Regions from separate parts of the Homo sapiens genome. Here regions 1, 2, 4 and 5 are each linked to region 3. A link is a contact called in ENCODE Hi-C or POLR2A ChIA-PET data. All regions are on one chromosome and are shown on one strand. The core of a region is the stretch at or near the end of the contact, and the rest is flanking DNA. Distances in the headings are between cores, read along the strand shown. Region 1 overlaps RBM47 (RNA binding motif protein 47). Region 2 holds the start of LINC02265 (long intergenic non-protein coding RNA 2265). Region 3 overlaps RBM47 (RNA binding motif protein 47). Region 4 overlaps RBM47 (RNA binding motif protein 47). Region 5 has its middle 32 kb from the start of CHRNA9.

Evidence for each region. Hi-C counts contacts between places; a loop is a spot of excess contacts on that map. ChIA-PET counts read pairs that join two places held with the same protein, here RNA polymerase II (POLR2A). Pooled maps may share reads with other maps.
Region 1: a map with no recorded cell type shows a loop between it and region 3 (1.9-fold over the local background). The contact joins two enhancer-like sites. A Hi-C loop is called at or near these places in 11 of 37 single-sample maps with no recorded cell type and 12 of 50 pooled maps. POLR2A ChIA-PET finds 5 or more read pairs at or near these places in 9 of 52 experiments (A549, Caco-2, GM12878 and 6 more).
Region 2: a pooled map shows a loop between it and region 3 (3-fold over the local background). The contact joins the promoter of LINC02265 here to the enhancer-like site in region 3. A Hi-C loop is called at or near these places in 6 of 50 pooled maps. POLR2A ChIA-PET finds 5 or more read pairs at or near these places in 4 of 52 experiments (HEK293, activated CD4-positive, alpha-beta T cell, activated naive CD4-positive, alpha-beta T cell and 1 more).
Region 4: a pooled map shows a loop between it and region 3 (2.5-fold over the local background). The contact joins two enhancer-like sites. A Hi-C loop is called at or near these places in 1 of 37 single-sample maps with no recorded cell type and 2 of 50 pooled maps. POLR2A ChIA-PET finds 5 or more read pairs at or near these places in 8 of 52 experiments (CD8-positive, alpha-beta T cell, GM10248, GM12878 and 5 more).
Region 5: a pooled map shows a loop between it and region 3 (3-fold over the local background). The contact joins two enhancer-like sites. A Hi-C loop is called at or near these places in 1 of 37 single-sample maps with no recorded cell type and 3 of 50 pooled maps. POLR2A ChIA-PET finds 5 or more read pairs at or near these places in 3 of 52 experiments (AG04449, HCT116 and OCI-LY7).

Annotation. Positions count from the first base shown.
Region 1 is chr4:40,506,870-40,509,569 of GRCh38, forward strand. The region is part of intron 2 of RBM47 (RNA binding motif protein 47); the gene reads right to left. Among named protein-coding and RNA genes, the nearest start is that of MIR4802, 6.1 kb to the left of the region's middle. Within about 2 kb of position 1,267, at least 3 of the 41 ENCODE cell types and tissues checked have a DNase peak (open chromatin) inside an H3K27ac peak, as active enhancers do.
Region 2 is chr4:40,305,935-40,308,634 of GRCh38, forward strand. LINC02265 (long intergenic non-protein coding RNA 2265) reads left to right here and starts at 1,251. Exons shown (of 4, transcript NR_121641.1): 1 at 1,251-1,552; 2 at 2,343-2,394. RefSeq lists enhancers at 1,671-1,720, 2,291-2,420.
Region 3 is chr4:40,432,286-40,434,985 of GRCh38, forward strand. It overlaps RBM47 (RNA binding motif protein 47), which reads right to left. Exons shown (of 7, transcript NM_001098634.2): 6 at 366-577. Among named protein-coding and RNA genes, the nearest start is that of RBM47-AS1, 7.5 kb to the left of the region's middle. RefSeq lists an enhancer at 1,434-1,703. Within about 2 kb of position 1,311, at least 4 of the 41 ENCODE cell types and tissues checked have a DNase peak (open chromatin) inside an H3K27ac peak, as active enhancers do; they include GM12878, where a contact is called at or near this core.
Region 4 is chr4:40,534,786-40,537,485 of GRCh38, forward strand. The region is part of intron 2 of RBM47 (RNA binding motif protein 47); the gene reads right to left. Among named protein-coding and RNA genes, the nearest start is that of MIR4802, 34 kb to the left of the region's middle. Within about 2 kb of position 1,448, at least 2 of the 41 ENCODE cell types and tissues checked have a DNase peak (open chromatin) inside an H3K27ac peak, as active enhancers do; they include GM12878, where a contact is called at or near this core.
Region 5 is chr4:40,366,264-40,368,963 of GRCh38, forward strand. No RefSeq gene overlaps it. Among named protein-coding and RNA genes, the nearest start is that of CHRNA9, 32 kb to the left of the region's middle. Within about 2 kb of position 1,373, at least 3 of the 41 ENCODE cell types and tissues checked have a DNase peak (open chromatin) inside an H3K27ac peak, as active enhancers do.

The DNA of each region.
Region 1 (2,700 bases), core at 17-2,516, 75 kb after region 3:
CATGCCTATAATCCCAGCACTTTGGGAGGCTGTGGCAGGCGAATCACTTGAGGTCAAAAGTTCGAGACCAGCCTGGCCAATATGGTGAAACCCCATCTCTACCAAAAACACAGATTCTGCTCTGTCGCCCAGGCTGGAGTGCAGTGGTGCGATCTTGGCTCGCTGCAACCTCCAGCTCCCGGGTTCAAGCAATTCTCCTGACTCAGCCTCCCGAGTAGCTGGGATCAAAGGCATGCGCCACCACATCTGACAAATTTGTATATTTTTAGTAGAGACACGGTTTCACCATGTTGGCCAGGCTGGTCTCGAACTCCTAACCTCAGGTGATCTGCCAGTCTCCGCCTTCCAAAGTGCTGGGATTACAGGCATAAGCCACTACACCTGGCCTTAAGCACGTCCATAAACTCCACTTTAAAATACATGATTATTGACTCCCAGGAAACTTCTCAGTAATTCTCACTTGAAATTCACCTAACTTTCTTATGATGATTAAATATTTCCTTATGTATACACACTAAAACCTGATCTTAAAAAAAAATTCAAAAATTGCTAAATGAAAGTTTTTGAATATATTAATACCATGTGTGTCTGAAAATAACAAGTATTCATAAGCAAAAATTTAAAATTCCAGAGTTACGGCTGGGCGCGGTGGCTCACGCCTGTAATCCCAACACTTTGGGAGGCCGAGGCGGATGGATCATGAAGTCAGGAATTCAAGACCAGCCTGGCCAAGATGGTGAAACCCCGTCTCTACTAAAAATACAAAAATTAGCCGGGCGTGGTGGCGTGCACCTGTAATCCCAGCTACTTGGGAGGCTGAGGCAAGGAATTACTTGAACCTGGGAGGCGGAGGTTGCAGTGACCCGAGATCGCGCCACTTCATTCCAGCCTGGGCGACAGAGTGAGACTCCATCTCAAAAAAAAAGTCCAGAGCAAGTCTTATTTTTAAAACAAAACAAATTTGAAGGGAAAAAGAGACAAAATGACCTAAGTAAAAAAGTCAGATGGCTGGCCAGCTCTCCAACAGAAGATAGAAAAGTCTGCAAATTAGCCAGGCGTGGTGGCGCATGCCTGTAATCCCAGCTACTTGGGAGGCTGAGGCAGGAGAATAGCTTCAACCCGGGAGGCGGAGGTTGCGGTGAGCCGAGATCACCCCACTGCACCCCAGCCTGGGCAACAAGAGCGAAATCCCATCTCAAAAAGAAAAGAAAAGTCTGCAGTACGTAAAACCTGAGCCTCAGAAATCGGAGGTGGCGGAGCCTCAACAGCGTTCTGGCATTGTCTTTGCCAGGACGGGACTGCCCTCTGGTGTAACTAACAATTTTCACGTTTTGTTCAGCCTCACTGTAAAGTCATAAAACTTTTCTGATGCTTAGTTTCCTCATGTACAAAACAGCAGCAGTCACCTTCTAGGGTAATTACTGCAGTTAAACAGCCAACATAGAGCACTTAGCAAATACACTCCCAGAAACAGACCTCTTTCCTTCCACCCTTTCAGGTCATAATATTTCCATCCCACCTTAAGATATCACTTAACTTTAAAGAGCTGGCACAGATAGGGAATGATTTTCAGCTCATATAGTCATGTTTTTAATTCCTGAAAATGCTCTGCGTTGTGGTCTGTTCTTACAAAGGAATACTATGCAGCAACAACAGGATAAATTATAACTACATGAAACTATGTGGATGAGCGTCACCGATAAAGGGTTGAGTGAGAGGCCAGATACAAAAGAGTACATACTGTCTGATTCCATCTTAATGAAGTAAGAATAGCCAAAGGTAATCTATGGTGATACAAGTCAGAATGGTGGTTACCTTGGGTTGAGGGGATAATGGGAGGAGAGGCACGACGATACTGAGATGCTGAAAATATTTTGTGCCTTAATCTGGGTGGTGGTTCCACAGGTACATACACATATAAAAATTCATCAAGCTGTGTACCTAACAGTCGTGCAGTTTACTGCCTTTATGTTATACACTTCAATGAATATTTAAAATAATATGTTTTCGGCCAGGCGCAGTGGCTCACGCCTGTAATCCCAGCACTTTGGTAGGCCAAGGTGGGCGGATCACCTGAGGTCAGGAGTTCGAGACCAGCCTGGCCAACATGGTGAAACCCTGTCTCTACTAAAAATACAAAAATTAGCCAGGTGTGGTGGCGCGTGCCTGTAGCCCAGCTACTTGGGAGGCTGAAGCAGGAGAATTGCTTGAATCTGGGAAGCTGAGGTTGTAGTGAGCCGAGATTGTGCCACTGCACTCCAGCCTGGGCAACAGAGTGAGCCTCCATCTCAAAATAAATAAATAAATAAATAAATAAATAATAATAATATATTTTTTTCAAAGTAGTTATTTGATTTAATATTTTCTCTGAATGATAAATTCATTCACTGGTGCTTCATAATTGTAGACATCACTTGTATAGGATATTTTCCAAATAACTGAATTTACTCATGTAAGCAAACACACTATTACTTTCTTGGGTAAAAATATTTCTAAAATGATTTGTACCCTCACTATCATTTTAAAGAGGCTCCAAAGCACATTCTTCTTGGTGAACCAAGGTTATCCATAGAAATTTACATGTTGGTGACCTGTATTGGCTCATGCCTTTAATCCCAACAGTTTGGGTGGTCTAGGTGGGAGAATTACTTGAGCCCAGGAATTTGAGACCAGTCTGGGCAACATAGTGAGACCCTGTCT
Region 2 (2,700 bases), core at 1-2,500, 130 kb before region 3:
TACGATTTAGTATTATAGCAACTTTTTTTAAAAAGCAGAAGTGCTAAGAAAAGTTAAGGAACTCAACAAAGCTTGCATCGCTAGGAAGTAAAAAGCCAGAATTTTGATTTAAATCTAATGACCTATGTTTATTCCATATTATGCAGCCTCTTGGATGCTCTAATGCTGGCCTAATCAGGAGAAAGAGGCAAATGAGATCACGGTCAAAACTGCTGGGGAAGTCAGGTGCAGTGGCTCACGCCTGTAAACCCAGCACTTTGGGAGGCTGAGGAAGGAGAATCACTTGAGCCCAGGAGGTCAAGGCTGCAGTGAGCTATGATTGCACCACTGCACTCCAGCCTGGGTGACAGCGTGAAACCCTGTCTCAAACAAACAAGCAAAAACTACCAGGATTGAAAATATCTGAGTGAGGAAGATGGTTTGTAATGGAGGCAAGCTAGCAAGAAAAGAATGTGGGGGAGGGGTTCTATACCTGCATCAGATCATCTGAGGGCCCACAGTGCAGCTCCGTGGGCTCTGAGGGATTGTGTAAGAGGCAGCTGGCAGATATGCATGGGGTGGGCTGATCTGGCAAAAAGACGAGATAAATCTGAAAAATACATTTTACAGTGCTCTTTACACTGAAGAATCTTGCAGAGTAACTGGTAGATATGATAAGGGATAGAGAAGGAATTACTGCTTAATAGCTAGCCAGACACTGGCATTAAGGTTTCTGCATATTTAAATGGGTGTGCTTTTCCCATCCCTGACAGATTCTTTTGTTTTCCCCTACGTCCTTAGGTTCCTCTTTTATACAAATGGCCTCTATGTCCATTCACACTGTTCTGCAAGATCAAAGGAGAAAATAATTCCCAAAGCAATGTTCTGGGACACTGAGGGTCATCAAACATCAAGTGAAATTTGATCAACTTGCATTTTTATGTATTATCTCTTACCTTTTGCATCTTCAGAAAGGCAGTTTATCTTTATTTTCATTTAGTGGTAAAATATTTTCTAATAGCATCAGTGAAATCCTGTTGAAAGTCAATGGCCAGCTTTTTAGACATAAGACAAATGAGAGTTCTGTTGGGCACAACAGAACTGCTAACAGGTCTTTCACTATATTTCTTTCTCTCTCAGCCATTGATGGGTGTCTGACACCTCCAAACTCCCTCTATGCTGGGCTGATTAGAAGTGGAGGAGTTGTCTAAGATGCAACTGTTTGAACTTCAGCGGTGGAAGGTTGGGCAGCTGGGCCCCAGGTGTGTGCATTCAGACTGTAGCAGGAGTGATGCCCTCTCCCCGTGGTCCATCAAGCTCTATCTATAAGATGAGTCTCAGGAGACTGAGTACCAACCTCTAGACAGGAGCAGGGAGGGATATAAAATAGAAATGTTGACAAGGCAAAGAGAATGATGCCCCCAAGGCCACTGTGGTTCTACAGACTTATGTTTGTGCTCGAGTTAGAGCAGGATGAGGTTGGAAATGAAGCTTACAGAGTTACAAGGGACGGCGGTAGTTCCAGAAAGGACAGGGTCATCTGGTTTTTGGAAGGCATCTTGGAGATTTCATCGTACGTAAGCCATCCAGAGCTAGTATGTGGGCTGCATGATGTTGGGGACTTGCTTTCCTCCTGTCTTTTTGCTCTACTGTTCTCGATACAGAACTTCTCCCTGTGAGGTCCGATGGTAGTTAGGGAGCAATGGTGCTAATAGGAGGCTTTGTTAATGAGAACAGGGATGCCTGCTAGATTTGGGGTTAGAAAGGAAAACAAAGAAATGTGATGAGGTCCTAGTGTCGTTGGCAGCTGGCAAATTCATTACATCATCAAGCTCTCTGACTTAAGTCTCTTGCCTACCTTGCGCTGGTTAAAACGAAAATGTAGCCCTCAGCGCCGCAGAAAACAATTCTCCAGGGCTGTGACCATGGGGTGCCAGGGAGGAAGTGAAACTAATTGGGCAAAGACTCTTCCTGTCTGTCCATTCCTCTGTGTGGCCCTCTGGTAGAAGCAAGGATTTATGCATGTTGGGCTAGATATGAGTGAAAAAGGGGAAACATGGTCTGAAGGAGGACTTTGGGGTCAGGAATAGTCTAAAGTTTAGCAATTTTCTTTTGCTTTAGGAATCGCTCTTTGACCTCATTTTTTTTTTCTTTTTAAGTGAAGTTTCCAAGCAGAAAAGGCAGTATTTGCCAAGTGCTACAATTCACTCTAAGCTGATTGGGTTCTGAACACGAAGGCCCTTTTTACTCTCACAATCATTTAAAAACAGTAGTAGTAAGTGGGGTGTTTTCGCACTAATTTACAGGTTCCTCATTTGTTGCTATGATGACCCCCTGAGGCCGGAATTGTTATCCTCTTACAGATGGGGCAGTTGAAGCTCAGAGAGAAGTGGCTTGACCAAGGCCCAACGGCAGGTGAGCAGCAGAGTCTAGGGTTTTATCTTTCTATCACACCTGTCACCGTGGTGCCCGGGGATGAGCAGTCACTTCAGATAAACGTTGAGGTTTCTGTTACCAGCCGTCCTCCGGGCCCAGTGTGATTAGTCTACTTTGCTCAGCTTCCTGTAGGTGTGTTGTGATACTCTGTAGATACTTTATTTCCTCTTCTCCCCTAGTTCGTCCAGAAATACAAACTGTTGAATTTCTTTATCATCATTTTAGAAGTGATAAACATTCCCAAAAGGTATGTTATTTCTGCCATGGAGTTGGCAGTCTTTATTC
Region 3 (2,700 bases), core at 61-2,560:
TTGAAATGTGAAAATGTGAAATCACTCCCTGGACTTTGTGTGTCAGCTCTTTAACAATATGAGCTAAAAATTATCCAGTGCTATTTTAAAAAAATATATGCACAATATTATGACACTGTGAAAAATTACACATAATTTTTGCATATTGATTACCACCCTTAATACAATGATATTATTAGGGTAGTACAATTAATTAAAAATTTTTTTTTCTGTCATGCTTCAAATTCAAAATGCTTTGTGTCACCCAACCATAGCTGTAACAGAGAGCCAGGCACACAGTAAATTCTCAGTGCTGAATACTAAATGAATCCATGTTAAAGAGAGGCTTCACACACAAATGACAATGCCTGCAATAAGAACTCTACCTGGAAAGGTGGTGGCGTCGACACAGTGGGAATGACAGCGGCTGCGGCGGCTGCGGCCGCGGCTGCGGCGGCAGCAGCACTGGCTGGGTCTGGCTGCACAGCAATGGGGCTGATCATGTGCTCCACTGTGTGGATTTTGCCATCTTCAATCATTTTAGGGGCTGGAGCTGCTGGAAACATGGAATACTGAGCCCCAATGGCAGGGATGGCTACTGCAAGAGAAGCAAGAAGGAAAAACAGGTCAATCACTTTCAGTCGCTGAGTGGGGTCCAGCACTTGCTCTAAGATATTTTTTATTTTTATTTTTTTAAAAACTTTTCTTTTTTTTGAGACAGGGTCTCACTCTGTGGCCCAGGCTGGAATGCAGTGGTGCGATCAAGGCTCACTGCAGCCTCAATCTCTTGGCCTCAAGAGATCCTCCCACCTCAGCCTCCTGAGTAGCTGGGACTACAGGTACAGGCCACCTTGCCCAGCTTTTTGTTTTTGCTGTTGTAGAGACAGGGTTTCGCCACGTTGCCCAGGCTGGTCTTGAACTCCTGAGCTCAAGCGATCCAACTGCCTTGGCCTCCCAAAGTGCTGGGATTACAGGTGTGAGCCACCGCGCCCAGCCTAAGATATTTTTTAAAACCACGTTTAGAGGTCCTGGGCCTCTCCATGCTCACTATTGTTCTCTCAGTACAAGCCATGTACCCAGATGCCTGCTCCCTAGAGGAAGGGATGGGTGGTGGCAGGTAACTCCCCCTGCCTGTTGTGGAAGAGACCCCTAGAGTAAGGCTTTTGCACCAATATTTTCTACTATTTCTACAGAAAAATCACAGTTTGAATGTTATTCTTGATGTCCTACTGAGCAAGAAAGGGCCTCTGACTATGGGAAAACAGGCTTAGACGAAGAAGTGAGATCAGAGGCTTGAAGCCTACTGCCTGTGAGAGTTGGGCCTGCCTGTTCCTTCCTACTCACCTCACTCATTACCAGCCGCACTGCCTTTTTTTCACTTTCACCACTATTTAAGAAACAGGTGCTGTTGAGGGTTTCATTCTGAGAACTCAGACCTGTGTACATCCTCCCCACCCTGTATTTCAGATTTCAACATTACCGATTCAAGGAAAAACACATGGTAAAAAAAAATAGCACATTCCCCAGTTTCCTCATGCCCACGCAAAGTAGTGAAGATGTGGAGTGATTGGCTTTTAGTGGGACCTCCCAATTCAAAGAATTTCTGCAAGTAAAGTCCAAAATTATGATTTCAACCAGAGATTCAAACAGCAGCTATTGAATGTCAAGGTACAGTAAGAAGAGATCAAAAGGAAAAGATATCAGCCCTTTTGTGTGAGTGTGTGTGTGTGGGGCGGGGGTGTGTGTGTGTGTGTGTGTGTGTGTGTGTGTGTGTGTTGAAAGGACAAACAAAAATATGAAATGTGTACACAAAGAATCTTTCTATTTCTGGTTTTCTCCAACTGTAGGTACATTTATTCTAAATAGGACAGACTCAATCAAAGGTAAAGAGACAAATGATTGTAAGCTAAACAATGGTACAGCCATTCGATAAAATATACCTAAAACCTTAATCAAATCTTTTACCTGCCTTTCCAACCATATCTTCCACTGGTCTTGTGCCCAGATACTTCACCACCACCCTGGTGCCTCTCCTAAAATACAATGTTCTCATTTTCTGGATGATCAGAAATAGACGCCAATCGATGGGGCCCAGAGAGGGTTGTGAGTTTAAGCTACAAGGGGTTGTATGAAGTAAATGAATTGTTCTGGCTATCAGCCCACAGGAATTTCTACCTCAGGCTCCAGGACACAACTTTACATAGTTAAAGATTATTTAACAGTTCTTTTCTCTTGTTAAACCTTAAGCTACCGTAACTTGCCAAAGGGAGTTCCCTTCTCAACAAGTAGAAGCGACGACTCCCATATCCAGGCTCTATTTTATTAAGTTACAGAGCTGTGGGATCAGTTTTACTTTGCCCACAGTGCCAATGACATTTAAAAGGCAATCTAGTCTAAGGAGTCACTTAACTGCAGAAATTGCAGAATTTTTACACAGGCAAAAAAAAAAAAAAAAAAAAAAAAATCATTACTAGAATCATCAAAAGAAAGTTCAATTGGGGAAATGCTTTTTAACTCTATGAGGCCAATGTGTACCTATGTCCCAAATGCACAGATTCCTTGACTCTATTTTAGCTAGGGAGAGAAGTGTACAATCTCAACCAGAAGAAAATCAGAGTAGCTGGGCTCCAAACAGTTCTTCAACTTCCTCCTGCTGAAGCCAGGAGGGGTCTGGAGGAGGGTCGTGCCAATTACCCACGGACTGAGCTTTCCATGTGTTTG
Region 4 (2,700 bases), core at 198-2,697, 100 kb after region 3:
TTAGCCAGGCATGGTGGCGGGCGCCTGTAGTCTCAGCTACTCTGGAGGCTGAGGCAGGAGAATGGCGTGAACCCGGGAGGCGGAGCTTGCAGTGAGCCGAGATCGTGCCAGTGCACTCCAGCCTGGGCGATGGAGCAAGACTCCGTCTCAGAAAAAAAAAAAAAAAAAAATGCAAACTCGCCTCAGACTGACGTAGGTATGTGAGCCAGCTCTGCCATGCATGAACTGTATGACCTTGTGTGAGTTCCCTGTTGTCTTTTAAGTCTGTTTTCTTATTGACAAAATAGGAATCCTAGCCCCTTCTTTAGAGATTATGGAAGAGATCAAATGAGGCTATACAAGTAAAACTGATAATACAAGTAAAAGACTTCCTTATGCCTGGCATATAGTGAACCCTCAGTAAATGTAAATCATCATTATTTTCTTAAGACCTCTAGGGTTCCTTACAACTCCAATATTTTAAGATTCCAAGAATCACTGATTACACAGGTATAGATGAACAAAAATCAGTGGGTACTGACATGCCTAGACTGAAAGGCCTGGTTTGTGTTCAGCACCTTTTCATACCAGCCTGGTATGGTATTTCTTTTTTTTTTTTTTTTTTTGAGACGGAGCCTTGCTCTGTCACCCAGGCTGGAGTGCAGTGGCACATACCAGCTCACTGCAACCTCCGCCTCCCGGGTTCAAGCGATTCTCCTGCCTCAGCCTCCTGAGTAGCCGGGATTACAGGTGCCCACCACCACGTCTGGCTAATTTTTGTATTTTTTTTTTTCGTTTTTGTTTTTGTATTTTTCAGACGGAGTCTAGCCCTGTCGCCCAGGCTGGAGTGCAGTGGCGAGATCTCGGCTCACTGCAACCTCCACCTCCCGGGGCAAGCGATTCTCCTGCCTCAGTCTACCGAGTAGCTGGGATTACCAGCGCCTGCCACCACCCCCAGCTACTTTTTGTATTTTGAGTAGAGACTGGGTTTCACCATGTTGACCAGGTTGGTCTTGAACTCCTGACCTTATGATCCGCCCACCTTGACCTCTCAAAGTGCTGGGATTACAGGCATGAGCCACCACACCTGGCCTCGTATATATTTTTTTTCCCCCTCATAGAGATGGGGTTTCACCATGTTGGCCAGGCTGGTCTCAAACTCCTGACCTCAGGTGATCCACCCGCCTTGGCCTCCCAGAGTGCTGGGATTACAGGCGTGAGCCACTGCGCCCAGCCTCTGGTATGGTATTTCAATGCCCACTTCATTCTTTGCTTGAGGTGTCACTTGTATTTTGCTGACCTTGTTCTTAGTTTCAAATAACTCATTTATTTTGCAGACATAGAAATTTTGTCATTCTTTATGAAAGCAATGCGGCTGTTCTACTGCTACTTCTTGGCAGGCAACACCTGCATAGAAACCAATGAGCATGGCTGAAGTGAATGTCAGACATTCTATTTCTGTCTGCCCACGGTGCAGCAACCACTGACACACTTGGGGCAACCTGCTTTACCCAAAGTGCAGCCCGGGATGAGGCCCCACCTCAGCAGAACTTTGATGCATGTCTAATGACTGGCTTGGAGACCTTGTTCTTGGAAACTACAGGGCTGACATTTAAGTATCACCCATGAAATTTGCCTCAAGGTTCAACGCTGACATTAGCTACCAATTTCGGCTTCATAACCTTGGAGTATTCTCTTTGCTTTCTAGAGCATTAAATACCATCCTACAAAGCATAAAGCCATTATTGACCTGTTATTCTGCCAAAAGACACATACACTTTGTTGATGCCCACAATTTTCTTTTTCTTCCTCTATGGTAGGTCCAGACCTCTTCCGTTTAGGTAGACAGGCCTCCTTTTGTAGGTAATTGTCTGCTTCCCTGCCATGTTATTGGTTGAGTCATGGCTCATATCCACCTCTCTGCCTTTGCAGTTTTTGGTGTGTGTGTGTGTGTTTTTGTTTTTTTTTTATTGTTGTTGTTGACAGAGTCTCGCTCTGTCATCCAGGCTAGAAAGCAGTGGCATGATCTCAGCTCACTATAACTTCTGCCTCCCAGGTTCAAGCAATTCTCCTGCCTCAGCCTCCTTAGTAGCTGGGATTACAGACAGCTGCCACCACGCCAGGCTAAGTTTTTGTATTTTTAGTAGAGATGAGGGGTTTCACCATGTTGGCCAGGCTGGTCTCAAACTCCTGATCTCAAATGATCTGCGCCCAGCCTGCCTTTTCAGTTTTGAAAATAGGTTATCTTGTTTGGCAAATAGCAAGACATCAAAGAGCACACAGACAAAGTAACTAACCACTAGATCTATGAAACTTTTGCCCACATGAATGAACTAATTTTATTTTATGTTATTTATTTATTTTTGAGACAGGGTCTCACTCTGTTGCCCAGGCTGGAGTGCAGTGGCATAATCATGGCTCACTGCAGCCTTGACCTCATAGGCTCAAGCAATCGTCCCACCTCAGCCTCACAAGTAGCTGGGGCTACAGGGATGCACCACCATGCCCAGCTATTTTTTTTTTCTTAAGACAGCATCTCTCTCTGTCTCCAAGACTGGAGTGTGGTGCCTCCATCTCAGCTCACTGCAGCCTTGACTGAGCCTCCGGGTCAGGAGATCCTCCTGAGTAGCTGGGACTACAGGTGCAAGCCACCACACCTGGCTAATTTTTGTAGAGATAGGGTTTCACCATTGCCCAGGCTGGTCTTGAACCCCTGGGTTC
Region 5 (2,700 bases), core at 123-2,622, 66 kb before region 3:
TCATGAGAGTAGCTGAAATCAGTGAGGAAAGGCTATCTATTAAAAAATAAAATAATTTCAGGCCCCTGTTTTATATAAGATATAAAAATTAATTTAAGATAGATCAAAACTTAAATGTAAAAAACAAAATAATAATATATAAATTCTATGAGAAAATCTAGGAAACTACATGTAAGAGGCAGAGGAGATTCCCTTATCAAATACTGGAAACCAGACGCTATTAAAAAAAGAGATAGACATATTTGACTGCATAAAACCCCAAAATGTCATGTGACAAAAGATATAATTAAAAATGGTCAGTTGGGTCTGGTGGCTCACGCCTGTAATCCCAGCAATTTGGGAGGCTGAGGTGGGAGGATCATTTGAGGCCAGGAGTTTGAGACCAGCCTGGCCAACATGGTGAGACCCTCTCTCTTTAAAAAAAAAATAAAGTCAATGAAAAAGCCAAATGAAAATTGATAGACTTAAACATACCATAAATACTGCTAATATTCAAAACACTTACAAACTGATCCAAAAGAGTAAACAACTCCATCAAGGATAATTAGCAAACAGTATAAAAAGATAGTTCACAAAGAGACAAAGTTTCATGCCTGTAATCCCGGCACTTCGGGAGGCTGAGGTGGAAGAATCACTTGAGGCCAGTAGTTCAAGACCAGTCTGGGCAACATAGCGAGACCTCGTCTCTACAAAAAACTTTTAAAAAGTTAGCTGGGCACGACGGCACATGCCTGTGGTTCCAATCACTTGAGCCCAGGAGTTCAAGATTACAGTGAGCTATGATGGCACTACTGCACTCCAGCCTGGGTGACAGAGCGAGACCCTGTTTCTTAAAAAAAAATAATAAAAGAAAAAAAAATTAAATAATTGGAAAAATTCATCTTTTGACCAGGCGCGTTGGCTCATGCCTATAATTCCAGCACTTTGGGAGGCTGAGGCAGGTGGATCAGCTGAGGTCAGCAGTTCAAGACCAGCCCGGCCAACATGGCGAAACCCCAGGCTACTAAAAATACAAAAATTAGCCAGGCATGGTGGCGTACTCCTGTAGTCCCAGCTACTCAGGAGGCTGAGGCAGGAGAATCTCTTGAACCCGGGAGTCAGAGGTTGCAGTGAGCCAAGATTGGGTTATTGCAGTCCAGCCTGGGTGACAGCGAGACTCCGTCAAAAAAAAAAATTATCTTTTTTCACAAAGCTTCTCCTGTATACTTCCAGTGTGTTAGTTACCCCCTTTTTTGCATTGTCTCTATAGTGTGGACAGAGTTTTATATTCACACTTATGACACACTAAAAATCTGTAATTTAAAAATGTCCACAGCTGTGCCTTCTAGATTGTGGCCACTGTGATGACAGGAATTGTGTCTTATTTATCTTCACATTCCATCATCACGGTGGACATTGTCCAAGGGCTGTAGCAACCAAGTACCGCAAACAAGGTGGCTTGAAACAACCGAAGCATACTGCCTCACAGTTCTAGAGGCTAGAAATCCAAAATGAAGTTGTTGGGAGGGACGTGTTCTCTCTAAAGATTCTAGGGGAGAATCCCTCCTTGCCTTTTCCAGCTTCTAGGGGACCCCTGAAACCCTTGGTGTTCCTCCACATTCTAATCTCTGCCTCTGTCTCCACATGGGGTTTCCCTACGTGTGCATCTGTCTATGTGTTCAAATTTCTCTCTTCTCATAAGTCTGTATATTTCTACCAGTCAAGATTGACTAAGCTTCATTTCCTGCCGTTTGGCTAATGAAAACAATCGCCATGTGGAATATTACTTTTTGTACCAAAGGTGCTTCTCTGGTCTGCCGGGTCCCCTAGATGTAGTGCCTTTTCCCTGATTTGAGAATGTGTGTTCTAATCCTGAATAATCCTAATTAGGATTGAATAAGGCCCACCCTAATACAGCATGATCTCATTTTAACTTGAATACACCTGCAAATTTAAGGTCAGGCACGGTGGCTCATGCCTGTAATTCCAGCACTTTGAGAGGCCAAAGTGGGCAGATTGCTTGAGCCCAGGGGTGTGAGACCAGTCTGGGCAACACGGCAAAGCCTTGTCTCTACAAAAAATACAAAAATCAGTGGGATGTGATGGAGCGAGCCTGTAGTCCCAGCCACTTGGGATGCTGAGGTGGGAGGATCCCCTGAGTCTGGGGAGGTTGAGGCTGCAATGAGCCATGATTGTGCCACTGCACTCAGCCTGAGTGACAGAGGGAGACCCTGTATCAAAAAAAAAAAAAGAAAGAAAGAAAAGAAAAAAGAAAAATTTATAGAACTTGTAACAAGCTATAAAATGTTAGTGATCTAAGAGAAAGTATACTAAAAGCAAAATGTACACCGATACGTAGCCAACAATTCATGTCAATTGCAGGGAGTGAAGTAATAATAATAAAATAAGTAGGCTGGGCCTGGTGGCTCACGCCTGTAATCCTAGCACTTTGGGAGGCCGAGGTGGGTGGATAACCTGAGGTCAGGGGTTTGTGACCAGCCTGGACAACATGGTGAAACCCCGTCTCTACTAAAAATACAAAAAATTAGCTGGGCATGGTGGCAGGCACTTGTAATCCCAGCTACTTGGGAGGCTGAGGCAGGAGAATCGCTTGAACCCGGGAGGCGGAGGTTGAGGTGAGCCGAGATCGCGCCATTGCACTCCAGCCTGGGTGACAGACTGAGACTCTGTCTCAAAATAAATAAATAAATAAATAAATAA